Regions from separate parts of the Homo sapiens genome. Here all the other regions are linked to region 1. Evidence: chromatin contacts called from ENCODE Hi-C or POLR2A ChIA-PET data. All regions are on one chromosome and are shown on one strand. The core of a region is the stretch at or near the end of the contact, and the rest is flanking DNA. Distances in the headings are between cores, read along the strand shown. Region 1 overlaps CAMK1D (calcium/calmodulin dependent protein kinase ID). Region 2 overlaps CAMK1D (calcium/calmodulin dependent protein kinase ID). Region 3 overlaps CAMK1D (calcium/calmodulin dependent protein kinase ID). Region 4 overlaps CDC123 (cell division cycle 123).

What was found. A loop is a pair of places that touch in the nucleus more often than their neighbours do. ChIA-PET counts read pairs that join two places held with the same protein, here RNA polymerase II (POLR2A). Pooled maps may share reads with other maps.
Region 2: a pooled map shows a loop between it and region 1 (3-fold over the local background). The contact joins two enhancer-like sites. A Hi-C loop is called at or near these places in 3 of 168 maps with a recorded cell type or tissue (CD4-positive, alpha-beta T cell, naive thymus-derived CD4-positive, alpha-beta T cell and transverse colon), 4 of 37 single-sample maps with no recorded cell type and 10 of 50 pooled maps. POLR2A ChIA-PET finds 5 or more read pairs at or near these places in 7 of 52 experiments (CD4-positive, alpha-beta T cell, CD4-positive, alpha-beta memory T cell, IMR-90 and 4 more).
Region 3: a loop to region 1 is called in a pooled map, with 2.8 times the contacts of the local background. The contact joins two enhancer-like sites. A Hi-C loop is called at or near these places in 1 of 168 maps with a recorded cell type or tissue (A673), 1 of 37 single-sample maps with no recorded cell type and 4 of 50 pooled maps. POLR2A ChIA-PET finds 5 or more read pairs at or near these places in 4 of 52 experiments (T-cell, activated B cell, activated CD8-positive, alpha-beta T cell and 1 more).
Region 4: a loop to region 1 is called in a pooled map, with 2.8 times the contacts of the local background. The contact joins two enhancer-like sites. A Hi-C loop is called at or near these places in 2 of 50 pooled maps. POLR2A ChIA-PET finds 5 or more read pairs at or near these places in 3 of 52 experiments (IMR-90, T-cell and activated naive CD4-positive, alpha-beta T cell).

Annotation. Positions count from the first base shown.
Region 1 is chr10:12,364,278-12,367,662 of GRCh38, reverse strand. The region is part of intron 1 of CAMK1D (calcium/calmodulin dependent protein kinase ID); the gene reads right to left. Among named protein-coding and RNA genes, the nearest start is that of CAMK1D, 16 kb to the right of the region's middle. Within about 2 kb of position 1,547, at least 4 of the 41 ENCODE cell types and tissues checked have a DNase peak (open chromatin) inside an H3K27ac peak, as active enhancers do.
Region 2 is chr10:12,592,937-12,596,321 of GRCh38, reverse strand. All of the region lies in intron 2 of CAMK1D (calcium/calmodulin dependent protein kinase ID), which reads right to left. Among named protein-coding and RNA genes, the nearest start is that of MIR4480, 16 kb to the right of the region's middle. Within about 2 kb of position 1,806, at least 4 of the 41 ENCODE cell types and tissues checked have a DNase peak (open chromatin) inside an H3K27ac peak, as active enhancers do.
Region 3 is chr10:12,529,846-12,533,230 of GRCh38, reverse strand. All of the region lies in intron 1 of CAMK1D (calcium/calmodulin dependent protein kinase ID), which reads right to left. Among named protein-coding and RNA genes, the nearest start is that of MIR4480, 47 kb to the left of the region's middle. Within about 2 kb of position 1,675, at least 4 of the 41 ENCODE cell types and tissues checked have a DNase peak (open chromatin) inside an H3K27ac peak, as active enhancers do.
Region 4 is chr10:12,213,317-12,216,701 of GRCh38, reverse strand. It overlaps CDC123 (cell division cycle 123), which reads right to left. Exons shown (of 13, transcript NM_006023.3): 5 at 867-962. Among named protein-coding and RNA genes, the nearest start is that of CDC123, 19 kb to the right of the region's middle. Within about 2 kb of position 1,826, at least 7 of the 41 ENCODE cell types and tissues checked have a DNase peak (open chromatin) inside an H3K27ac peak, as active enhancers do.

The DNA.
Region 1 (3,385 bases), core at 298-2,797:
ATCTAGGTTGTGTGCTCCTTATGAGAATCTAATGCCTGAGGAGCCCTCACTGTCTCCCATCACCCCCAGGTGGCTTGCAGGAAAACAAGCACAGGGCCTCGCACTGATTCTACATTACGGTGAGTTGTAGAATTATTTCATTATATTTTAATATAATAATAGGAATAAATAAATAATAGGAATAAATATAATAATAGGTAATAATAATAGGAATAAAGTACACAATAAATGTAATATGCTTGAATCATCCTGAAACCATCCCCCCACCCCTCGTCCATGGAAAAATTGTCTTCCACGAAACTGATCCCTGGTGCCAAAAAGATTGAGGACCACTGATCTAACCTCAAGAATTTCCAAAGACTGTGTTCTGAAGAGGGGTTGGCTTCAAGGTTTAGGGCATCTGCAGCTTAGCAGAAAGCAGGACTGTGCATGTAACAGTGTTTATTTTATGTCATGAAGCAACTAAGAAGCTGGCTTCCTGTGTCTTACTCTAAGCAGGGAGAGTCAGCCACACTTGGATATGAATATTTTTTATCCCCTTTTTCTCACAAGTATAATTAGCTCTCTGGAAGTCTGTGGCGTCAGGTCTCATCTTGGCGACAGGATCTGTCCCGCTGCTGATTCTGGGGATGTGTTTAGAAGTGGTCATGAGGATAGAGATGGGGACCATGAGAATAAGCCAAGCAAGGCCATCACCACCATCACTGCCAAGCTACACGAATTACTGACAAACTTCAAGTCTGACACCCACTGTGCTCACGAAGACTCTATCTTATAGGGGATAAAGCCGCCCCTATATCCACAGCCAATGCACAGTGACTCAGGCACACCACCTAGTAAAATACTGAAATACCTCCAGTGAGTCTAGATCCACAGCCCCACCTCCACAGGTCCAGCTCCACCACTAATCTCTGGGGTCTCTCCCTAGATCTGCCACCCACCCCGCAGAATGACTGACTGCCCAGGATCCATCCAGCCAATGATTGACTCTTCTTTTTTTTTTTAAGACATAGTCTCGCTGTGTCACCCAGGCTGGAGTGCAGTCACGCAATCTCAGCTCACTGCAACCCCCACCTCCTAGGTTCAAGCGATTCTCCTGCCTCAGCCTCCCGAGTAGCCAGGATTACAGGCATGCGCTACCAGGCCTGGCTAATTTTTTTTTTTATTTTTAGTAGACATGGGGTTTCACTATGTTGGCCAGGCTCGTCTCAAACTCCTGTCCTCAAGTGATTCACCCACCTTGGCCTGCCAAAGTGCTAGGATTACAGGTGTGAGCCACTGAGCCCAGCCCAACAACTGATTCTTACTGTCTTCTTTATATTCTTCCAAATTTTTCAAATTCTCTACAAGGATGGCATGTTGCTGTTCTAATTTTAAGTTCTTCTTAGGGTACCATCACTTAAAAACCGAAAATGAAAACAATACAACAACACTGAAATAGAGCCAAAGAAAACAGACTATGAAACTTTGGGGTTTGTGTTGGTAACTTTCAGATTCAAGATCAACATATGACCCAACTTCTACAGGAAGCCTGCCCAAAAGATAACAGCTATGTTTCAAGAGGTGAATGTGACACTGACACTGAGGAGAAGGAAACGTGTTTTTTTGAGACGGAGTCTCATTCTGTCACCCAGACTGGAGTGCATTGGTGCGATCTCTGCTCACTGCAGCCTCCGGCTCCCAGGTTCCAGGGATTCTCCCACCTCAGCCTCCCGAGTAGCTGGGATTACAGGCATGTGCCACCACGCCCAGCTAATTTTTTTGTATTTTTTAGTAGAGGCAGGGTTTCACCATGTTGGCCAGACTGGTCTCGAACTCCTGACTTCAACTGATTGGTCCACCTCAGCCTCCCAAAGTGCTGGGATTACAGGCGTGAGCCACCCCAGCCAGCACAGAAGGAAACATTTTTAAAGCTATAATCTTTAGGCCGGGCGTGGTGGCTTACACCTGTAATCCCAGCACTTTGGGAGGCCGAGGCAGGCAGATCACGAGGTCAGCAGATCGAGACCATCCTGGCTAACACGGTGAAACCCTGTCTCTACTAAAAATACAAAAAATTAGCCGGGCATGGTGGCAAGCGCCTGTAGTCCCAGCTACTCGGGAGGCTGAGGCAGGAGAATGGCGTGAACCTGGGAGGCGGAGCTTGCAGTGAGCCGAGATTGCGCCACTGCACTCCAGCCTGGGCGACAGAGCGAGACACTGTATCAAAACAAAAACAAAAACAAAAAAAGCTATAACCTTTGCAACATCATAATTGCTCCTGTATGGATTAATGTGAGGTCTTTACTATAATATATACCAAGCAGCACACATTCTTATCTCATTTGGGATCTATAAAAAGTCCATAACGTAAGCAGGTGTCATTATCCCCATTTGACAAACAAGGTCATCAGGACTCAGAGAGGATAGGCCGGCTTGGTGGCTCACACCTGTAATCCCAGAACTTTGGGAGGCTAAGGTGGGTGGATCATTTGAGGTCAGGAATTCAAGACCAGCCCGGCCAACATGGTGAAACCCTGTCTCTATTGAACATACAAAATTAGCCTGGCGTGGTGGTGTATACCTATAATCCCAGCTACTTAGGAGGCTGAGGCAGGAGAATCGCTTGAACCTGGGAGGCAGAGGTTCCAGAGAGTCAAGATCGCACCACTGAACTCCAGCCTGGGTGACAGTGAGACTCCACCTCAAAAAAAAAAAAAGAATCAGAGAGGATAAAACCAAGATTCCATAGTTCTTCACTGGCAGAGCTGGGACTCAAACCCAGACTCCTGACCTCTGCTTCCTTCAGTGGTATGCCACAGCCACCTTCCAGCGACTCCTAAAAGTCTAAGTCAGGAATTTTGCAAGTAGGTTGTTAAACCATGGGGAGCTTGAAATCAGACCAGGTGGGAGTATTCACACCACAGAAATCAGCAAGAGCTACAAATCAGAACTGCCGTCCCACCAAGGCCAGTTTATCAGCACACAACTGACTCCAATGGCCTCCTTCTCTTCCCATACCATAACACATGCATGCACAGAGCGTGAGGTTTTGCTTTTTTTTTTAACATCAGTCAGTACTTCTCTATCCCATCAGCTCCACTAACTAGCTTGTTAGCAGCCTGATCAAATGAGAATGATGGCCATGCGTGGTGGCTCAGGCCTGTAATCCTAGTACTTCGGGAGGCCTAGGTGGGCGGATCACCTGAGGTCAGAAGTTCAAGACCAGCCTGGCTAACATGATGAAACCCCATCTCTACTAAAAATACAAAAAATTAGCCAGGTGTGGTGGTGCGTGCCTCTAATCCCAGCTACTAGGGGCGCCGAGGCAGGAGAATTGCTTGAACCCAGAAGGCGGAGGTTGCAGTGAGCCGAGATCATGCCACTGCACTCCAGCCTGGGCAAC
Region 2 (3,385 bases), core at 557-3,056, 230 kb before region 1:
TTCAGCCTATAGAAGCCCACTGCTCATGCTGCCAAAGCCTAGATCTCTGAACCTCTTCTGTTTGTGAGGGCTGCCCAACTCATGAATCCTTTAATGCTCAAAGAAATTCTACTACATTTATTTTGTCGACAGTTTCTCTTTTAAAGGGGGATAAACTCAACCCCTCCTCCAAATGCCCACACTCTCCTCACTTCCTGCTTTCCCTTCTTGGGTCTTCCTGGGCTATGTCCCTTTTTAGGACTGAAGAGCTCTCTCATCTCCACCCCTTTTAGGGTGTCTTACTGCTTGCCAGAAGACAAAACCCTAACAACTCCTTTCCCAGACTCCCCTGCAGCTGGGTTCCATGTGTGGCCTGACTCTCCCCCAAGCAGAGACTTAGCCCTGGAAAGGAGGGAAGGCAGAAGCTGCTACTCATAGTAGGAAGCGATGAGATGCATTCAGAGTTGGCTACACAGCTTTCACAGCCCAGTGCAATACAAAAATGCCAGGCACCTTGTTCAAAAATCAGGAGGAAATACTTTCCCCTTTCTTCTGTGGTCTCTTTATTGACCTGTCATGGTATTTTTAAAATTTGCTATCTAATGTCACGCTTCCTCAGGTGGCAGTGGTCTCTGGGTGGGACCAGAAAGTGGGCAGCTGAACACTCACCCTGGAAACATGGTCAAGGGGTAGGGGACAGAACGGGCTATGGACAGAAGACGCATGGCCCAGAGCACGCACGTTGGACTTGACTTACAAAACGCAAATGCAAAGATACAATCAAGACATTCAAGATGGGCCTGGATCAATCACCCCACCTCAGATGCAAAGGTCCCAGGGACCAGGCCCAAGTTCATGAGCCTAGAATCGGGGGAAGGTGTATTCCACAAGCCAGCAGCATTTTAGTGACTGCCCACATTCTGATAATTCCTCAAGTTCCTAGCTTTAGCAAAAGAAGAATCTCTCCTAAAACCATCCTTTTTTTTTTTTTTTTTTTTTTCAGATGGAGTTTCACTCTTGTTGCCCAGGCCAGAGTGCAATGGTGTGATCTCGGCTCATTGCAACCTCCACCTCCCAGGTGCAAGCGATTCTCCTGCCTCAGCCTCCAGAGTAGCTGGGATTGAAGGCACATGCCACCATGCCTGGCTAATTTTTGTATTTTTAGTAGAGACGGAGTTTCACCATGTTGGCCAGGATGGTATTGAACTCCTGACCTCAGATGATCTGCCCTCTTCAGCCTCCCATAGTGTTGGGATTACAGGCATGAGGCACCACACCTGGTCTCCCCCAGATCACCTTGAAGATCATGCCTGGAACCTCAGCATGGAGTGAGTCTCCTTCCCCGCCTTTCATTGTCAGTGTCAGCACTTGAAATTCTCATCACCCTGTGCTTAAACCAGCTGGAATCATTTCTGCTTTCCGCAAGTGGATCCTGACCTATATAGTCAATTCCTTCCTGCAGCCTGGGCCTGGCTGCAATATGGCTGCCCCACCTACGTCAACCACTTCCTGGGACTTGAACACCGCATGAGGCCGAGCAGATGAGAACCACACGTTCAACCTCCTGGAAACAGTTTCCTGATTTTGTTTTTGTTTATTACCAGAAAAGGAAGTGTCTGAAAACTATGTATTTTCCAGCAGACAAACTGCCTGTAACCTAAACTAGCCTTTAACTTTCCAACCATGGGAAATGTTTCTATATCTGACAGAAACGCTTGAGTTCACTGACTCCCTGAAAGTTTACAGCAGGAAATGAGAAGGGACAGAAACGTAGAGCCCATTGTCATTGGCCCACTTGGTGGGTGGTTCCACATTCTGTCTGACTCTTGGCTGTGGTGGAGGCCGAGTGCTGACAGCCTCAACTGTAAGGCATTCAAAAAGCAAGAAAAATACAAGTGAAATTAACCCATCCCAAAATGTCACTTTGAAATTAGCTGCCTATAAAAACAAGGATCACACCTATAGGCTTAAACGTGGTTGAACAAAACAAACTTGTTTTGTATAAAAGAAATTACCACATCTTGAGATGCTTGGGGTAGGGTTGCTAGGTGGTGCCTGTTATTTTTTCTTGCCCCAAATCACAGCAATGAGAATTTGACATGTCCACTGTTCCTCCCTGTAATGTGGATGTTATCATGCTCTTAAGCTGAGCTCACCTCTTATAATGACAGAACTTCACTCCCATGATTGTGTTATTAGAGTGCAATGGCACGATCTCGGCTCACTGCAACCTCAGCCTCCAAGGCTCAAGTGATTCTCCTGCCTCAGCCTCCCAAGTAGCTGGGATTACAGGCATGTGCCACCACGCCAGGCTAATTTTTTGTATTTAGTAGAGATGGGGTTTCACCACGTTGGTCAGGCTGGTCTCGAACTCCTGACCTCAAGTGATCCACCCACCTCGGCCTCCCAAAGTGCTGAGATTACAGGCGTGAGCCACCGCGCCTGGCCATGTTTTAATGAGAGAAGAAGGCAACGCAACTTCCAATCCAGCACAAAAACTGCCTGACCAAGGGCAGACATTACAAGTTGAGTGGCCCAAGCTTGGGAGGACAGGTAAGTCCAGAAGGAGCTAGATTTAGGAGAGAGGGGAGGAAGGATAAAGGCCACAGGCCACGGGGGATGGTATTTTGTTTATTCACAATTTATTAATTAAAAAAAAATTCCAATAGCTTTTGGGGTACAAGTGGTTTTTGGTTAAAGGGATGAAGTTTATAGTGGTGAATTCTGATTTTTGTTTGTTTGTTTGTTTTTTGAGACGGAGTTTCGCTCTTGTTGCCCAGGCTGGAGTGCAATGGCACAATCTTGGCTCATCGCAACCTCCGCCTCCCGGGTTCAAGTGATTCTCCTGCCTCAGCCTCCAGAGTAGCTGGGATTACAGGTGCCCACCACCATGCCTGGCTAATTTTTGTATTTTCGGTAAAGACAGGGTTTCACCATGTTGACCAGGCTGGTGTTGAACTCCTGACCTCAAGTGATCCACCCGCCTTGGCCTCCCGAAGTGCTGGGATTACAGGCATGAGTCAGCGCAGACAGCCTTGGGTCTTACCTTTAAGAAGCTTCAGTCCAGAGGGAGATTGATCATCATGTAATCATACTGTGCAGAAAAAGTAAAGAGTGCCCTAAAACGGGTTCGTTAAACTACAACTGGCCCACCACCTGTTTTTGTAAATAAAGTTTTACTGGAACTCAGCCCACACATTCATTTACATATCATCTATGGCTGCTTTTAGACTACATCAGACTTGAGTAGTTGCCTATATGGCCTGCAAAGTCTAAAACATTTACTACTGGACCCCTTATAGAAAACATTCACTGACCCCTGGTCTGAAAGAGGAAAATAGGAACCCTAATTTGGACTAGAGTTTAGGAAGACTTCCCTGAGAAAGTGACATTTAAGAGGTATGTG
Region 3 (3,385 bases), core at 426-2,925, 170 kb before region 1:
TGTTTTAATTTTTGTGGGTACACAGTAGGTGTATATATTTATGGGGTAAATGAGATGTTTTGATACAGCATGCAATGCGTAATAATCCCATCATGGAGAATGGGGTACCCATCCCCTCAAGCAATTATCCTTTGTGTTACAAACAATGCAATTATAGTCTTTTATTTTAAAATGTACAATTATTATTGACTTATAGTCACCCTGTGGTGCTATCAAACAGTCTTATTCTATTTTTTGTACCAATTAACCATCCCCACTTCCTACCCACCCCCCTCCCCAACCTTTCGCAGTCTCTAGAAGCCATTCTTCTACTCTCTATCTCCGTGAGTTCGACTGTTTTGCTTTTTAGATCCCACAAATAGGTGAGAACATGCGATGTTTGTCTTTCTGTGCCTGGCTTATTTCACTTAACACGATGATCTCCAGTTCCATCCATGTTGTTGAAAATGACAGGATCGTATTCTTTTTATGGCTGAATAGTACTCCATTGTGTATAGGTACCAGGTTTTCGTTATCCATCCATCTACTGATAGACACTTAAGTTACTTCCAAATCTTGGCTACTGCAAACAGTGCTGCAACTAACACAGGAATGCAAATATCTCTTTGATACACTGATTTCCAGAAAGGTCAATCTTGAAAATAAAAAGATAGGCCGGGCACGGTGGCTCACGCCTGTAATCCCAGCACTTTGGGAGGCCGAGGCGGACGGATCACGAGGTCAGGAGATCGAGACCATCCCGGCTAAAACGGTGAAACCCCGTCTCTACTAAAAATACAAAAAATTAGCCAGGCGTAGTGGCGGGCGCCTGTAGTCCCAGCTACTTGGGAGGCTGAGGCAGGAGAATGGCGTGAACCCAGGAGGCGGAGCTTGCAGTGAGCCGAGATCCCGCCACTGCACTCCAGCCTGGGCGACAGAGCGAGACTCCGTCTCAAAAAAAAAAAAAAGAAAATAAAAAGATAAACAGGACTCTTGTGGCCAAGTGGTCAATATGTATCTTTTGAATAAAGGAATGGAGACAAAGTACCAAATTAAGAAAATTATACATTGTAAATTATAGTTTCCAATTATAAATTTTTCTAATTACAAATAAAAAAATAAGATTTTTCTGTTATAGGAATGATTTAATTGCTCAATAACCTGCCCAGGGAGAGGGCTGTCAACTGGAAATGATGGGCTGGGCTGGCCAAAGCTCTCCCCTGTGCAGTATTTCTAATAAGCCTTTATTGGGAAGAGCCGGGTAAGGGACCTGTTAGAAATTTACTATGAGAGAATTCTCTGATTCCTAGATTATAAATCTTTGTAATTAGAGACAGAAAATCTCCTTTGACTTTACTGTCAATTCCCTAGCCTCATCATTTAGCAGTTATTTGCTGTACCAACCACCCAGGTAGGAAGACCAGCAAAAGCAATTTTTCAGTTTGTGACCAACCCAGAGAGAACATGATGAGAACATTATTGCTTAGAAAACAGAGACAGGCCGGGCGATGTCAGGGGACAGCAGTTTTAAGTCTTATTCCTCAGTTATAATTAGTCTGCATTTTGTACTTCTCATTGGAGCACGCAAGTTAGGCCTCGAAGGAGTGAGCACCATCCCACGCTCTTTCTGTGCAAAATGGGAGGCGTGGTTTGGATCCGTTCCACTGTGATGATTCCCTGGAGTCTCTCCTGCTCCGTGGCAGTTCATGATGGTACACGCTGTAATCATTATGTTTATCATCAGTAACTTGGTTCCAAATAATTGGACTTTGTTCACAGACAGTATGTTTAAGCAAATATGATGCACACAGTAAGGTCCAGGCACTAGAACCTTCTGACGTTGGTAATTTCCACGTGCCCCTGGCAACCATTATCTCATCTCAGGACAGGGCAGAAGGGGGATGAATGCACTCTGGGAAGCCTCTTGGAGCCAGCCTTGCTGTGTGCCTAACTAGGTCCTTAATATATACTACGTATTTCTGAAGACAAACAAGTTATCAGCATATCATCATCAAACTGCGATGGTCTCTCCATGAAAACTCAAAGCAAGAATACTGATGTGAATAAAAACTCTGTGAAGGCATATGCTGCCTGGTTTATTTTCCACAGGAGAAGCCTCACATGTAGGGTCCTTGAAGCCTGTGTTCAAATTAATTGTCTTATCCTGGACAATCTCAACTTTTTTTTTTTTTTTTAAGCAGAGTCTCACCCTGTCTTCCAGGCTAGAGTGCAGTGGCACAATCTTGGCTCACTGCAACCTTCACCTCCCAGAGTTCAAACAATTCTCCTGCCTCAGCCTCCTGAGTAGCTGGGATTACAGGCGCCCGCCATCACACTCGGCTAATTTTTGTATTTTTAGTAGAGACAGGGTTTCACCATGTTGGCCAGGCTGGTCTCGAACTCCTGACCTCAAGTAATTCTCCAACGTCAGCCTCCCAAAGTGCTGGGATTACAGGCGTGAGCCACCACACCCAGCCTAATCTCAACTTCTGATTACCTCAGTCTCTAATTTTAATGATGGAACAGAAAGGAAGGGGTCTGAAAAAGTAATCTGCAAAACTAGTTCTTGGCAGAAACTAGGGGGAACCGCTGCCTCCCCAGACCCCGAGGCCACGGGAAGACCTTCCTGGAATCCCCGTCAATTCTCCAAGATCCCACAAAACATTCCTATAACAGGATTTTCGTACTTCTCCATTGGTTAGACTGCACAAACCAAAACTATTAGCATGTCAATTACCAAGCTGTCTTTTCCCACCAGAATATCTACCATGTTGAATGGCAAGATCACCAACTGTCAGACCTGGATGATGCAGAGATCATCAAGTTCAACCACCTCATTTCCCAGAAAAGGAAACTGAGGCCCAGAAAGGAAGAATGGCTTGCCTAAGACCCAGTTGCTTACAACACTGAGATAATTCAGTCCTGTGCTTTCCCCAAACAAGATATTCATGTCCATCTGAGAGTTCAGCCTGCCTAGGGCCCCCCACTCGCAGCCTAAAGGAAGCAGCCTCACTGTGTTCCCGTGTTGATGCCAACAGCCTCCGGGTTCAACGGGGGCAGTGCTGAAGAATGCGTGGCCTTGGGAGCCGGCCAGACCTTGATCCAAATCCCAACACCAGAGCTGTAGCTTCCCCTTACACAGAACAGGGATACTATTCCGTCCCTTAGAATCACAATAAACATTGTATGCTTACGTATATCACAAGCACATCATCAAGCTTCGTACAGGGTTGCCAGTTGGCTAAATGTCTTTTTCATTAGTTTATAAGAGAAAATTCACATTTGTTTCCATTTCCAAAGCCTTACCTCCACAAAGCACAGGACAAGAGATCCACATTCATCTCAGTGTAATATGGGGAAAAAGGGCTTCTTAACTATTCTTGCCAAGATTTAATCATATTCATCC
Region 4 (3,385 bases), core at 577-3,076, 150 kb after region 1:
AGAATTTTGAGAAAACTAACAGTTGCAAACCACTATCCAGTTATCCACACTACATGGAAGAAAAGTACTAAAATATTTGAAAACAGCTACCTCTGGGGAGTAGGAAATGGTGAAGTAAAATAGGTGTCAAGACCTGCTGATTTTCATGGCAAGCTTCCAAATCTATTTGAAATTTTAAATTCTGTACATGTAGAGTATAATTAATTTTTAGAAGTAAAAACAAAAAAGAAAAAATAATAAAAGTAAAAACAAAACTTAGATTAAGTACAAATTATCATTCATTTTAGAATAAAAAAGGCATGAGATAACTTTTGAAATTACAAATAGGTCTCTGATTCCTTAAATAAGCTTTGCTAATACAAAACTGTTTTCTATTGGATTAAAACAACTAACGGATTTTTCCACAGGCCTTAACTTTTATAAAAATCTTGTCAATGCAGTATTAAAATAATAAGACACAATTTAAGAAAAGATCAGTTGACTTCTCCAACCACTCTATTTCTATAGCCTATGACACTATTACTTTTTTTATTTTTATTACTTTTCAACAAAGAAAAATTTCTCTGTTAAACTGAACAGCTGAAGTTTTGAAAAGGGCAGAGTATGAATTTCCTCAGAATTCAAAAACAATCAGCAACACAAGACGTGGAAACTACCTTTTGGCAGAATATACAGTATTTCACAGACCCAGGCAAGTGTATAGCAAAATCCGGAAAGTAAAACAGTAGAGGGAAATTAATAATAAATTCCACAGTATTTTTCCTAGAATTAGGAATATAATTAGACCCTCTGTAGGGATATGAAATGAAATAAACAGCAAAACAAAGAATATTCAAACAGTAAGAGAATTACTTATGTGTTCCTACCCTTGGGGCACTCCAATTAAGCTTAGGAAAGACACTGCCCCCGAGGGAATTGATAGCTTCCTGGACTTTAGTGGCAAACTCAGGAAATTCTGGTGCCTACAGAGAGAGAAGAAATCATTGGGCACGTCAATATCATCACAGTATATATATAAAACAAGATCAAAATCTCAAGGTTATAGTTTAGGGTGTTAAAAACAGAATTTAGAATACAAATTACTATCAGAATTTCTGAACCCAGCTAAATAAAATCAGTGATAAAGTACATTTACCAAAAAGAGAAATAAAATAATCAGCTGCTTAAATGGCATTTTCCAGACAATCAAAGCCTGCAAAGCTGAAATGACACAAGTCACTAGGCTTCTGAGGATGTGAGGAAGGAGTGAATGGTTCTCTGTACACCGACATAAAACCAGCATTCATCAAGAGAAAATAGACAGGTGGAATATCACCTGTAGCAATACTCTAGTTGTCAGAAATAACATCCCTACTTGAAGAGCTAGAAGCCCTTCCACTTGCAGGAAGAGTCTTAGCCATATGGTATTCCCCAAAGCCACGGAGAGAATGAAAAATAAATGATGTGGCAAACTGTATTTAAACACTGCTATTTCCAGACAAGTTTTAAAACAAGCAAAACTCAAAATGTGAACCTTAGTCAAGGTAAAACGTTCTTTCCTGTTTGGATGATTTTTAAAATGCATATTTTATATAAGCTAGTGACCAAAACGTTCTGTGTTTGTTTCGACCCGGAAGTGAATAGAAATACTGCTGTTAAACAGGAACTTAAGCCTGATGTCATTATGTCCTGCCTTGAGCCTAGGTCACTATCACAGGAGCTTATGGACATAAGAAAGAAAAAAAGGTAAGTAAGAGAGGGGGAAGTAGGGCCCTCAAGAGACATAAAAAAACAAAAACATTAACAGATTCTCCACGCAGTCATTAATTTTCATTTATACCCTGTAAAGAGGATTGCTGCCCCCTATCGGGCAACTATAAGTTCTGAAAAAATCCAGTAATCAACTTCTTCCCTAGGAAAAAAAAAAGACAGACTACATCTTGAATTAACTAAACTACACATTCCAAGATGACATCAAATAGTTATGTGGATCCCCAAGATCTAACCCAGCTATGCGAGAGAAAAAACTGTGACAAGAGTCTGAGAAAAGACCAAAGAAATGAGTTTTAAAACATGGTCATATATCCCCCAAAACAAGAAACAGCTTTGAGCAAAAGGCTAGGGAATAAAAACGAGAGCTTAAGGTCCAATTAGGCTGCCTTTCTTTCTGTTACAGATAAATCTGACCTCTAGACTGGTTAATAACTATCTATCTTCCACTAGACGACTTCAGCTTAGATACATGAAATGAGACTAGAGTAATTTAGAGAGGTTTTCAAAATGAACAGCAGCACTGAGTCCTTTATTTTCCATTCATCTCTCCCCATCCAAAGCAATTATGATTTATGTGAGGGCATTTCCTTATAATTGCCTGAAGCGGCTGACTTGGCTCCCCTACCGCTCTAGCCATAAACCCCACTTCTGTGAGATGGGCACTGGCAGTATTTCCTATGAACGGCATTGTTGCACAAACTTTACAACGGGAAAGAATTCAACTTTCAAAGACAAAGCAATTTAATTTTCCTATCCCATAAAGCTTGACATCTAAGGATTACTTTTCATGTATGCCTTTTAAAAGATGTGATCAGTCCCCTCAAATCCTCAAAATTATTCAACTTTAGGATAACCTGCCATAAGAATCCTAAAACAAATTTAAATTATAAAAAGTTTATGCACAGTCTTAAGTGGAAGACTATGTACTGTTTACATACAGCACAACCTTCTAGGTTATCTGTTTTTAGCCAGGTCTGTGAGCTACTTTACAACTTGGCAAATTCTAGGTAAGTGATAGTGACATGAACTAATTCTTACGGACAGGCAATTTCTATCTCATCTGGAAGAGGTCCAATTGTCTTTTCTCCCATACTGCAGGGAGGCAAAACCAGTTTTGCCTCATTTACATACTCATTTCAATATTCCTGATCTAAAAATATATCTTTTCTTTGGATTCTCTTTTGAACCAGTTCTAACAATCTGTCTGGTTCCCTCATGAGTTAAATAACATCTTCAACACGCATTAAAGAGTTTTATATGAGTCATGATTTTACCATTTTCTATAAATTATCTATCAAAATCACGGAACTAACACTGACACAATACAGATCTTATTCAAAATTTGCCAAGTGTCCTAGTAACGTCTTCTACAGAAAAAAAAAAAACTGAAACTTTTTTTCTGGTCCAGGCATCCAGTCTAGCCAGAATCATGGACTAAATCTAGTTGTCAGGTCCCTTTAATCTTCTTCAATCTGTGGCAGTTCCTCTCTCTGTTGTTCTTACCATTTATGACCTTGACGTTTTTGAAAAGTTCAGGGCAACTACTCTATACAATTTCTAAAAGTTGAGTCTGTTGGATGTCTCCTCCCAAGCAGACTCAGGCTGCGCAGCTGTGACAGGTGGTGTCCTTCCC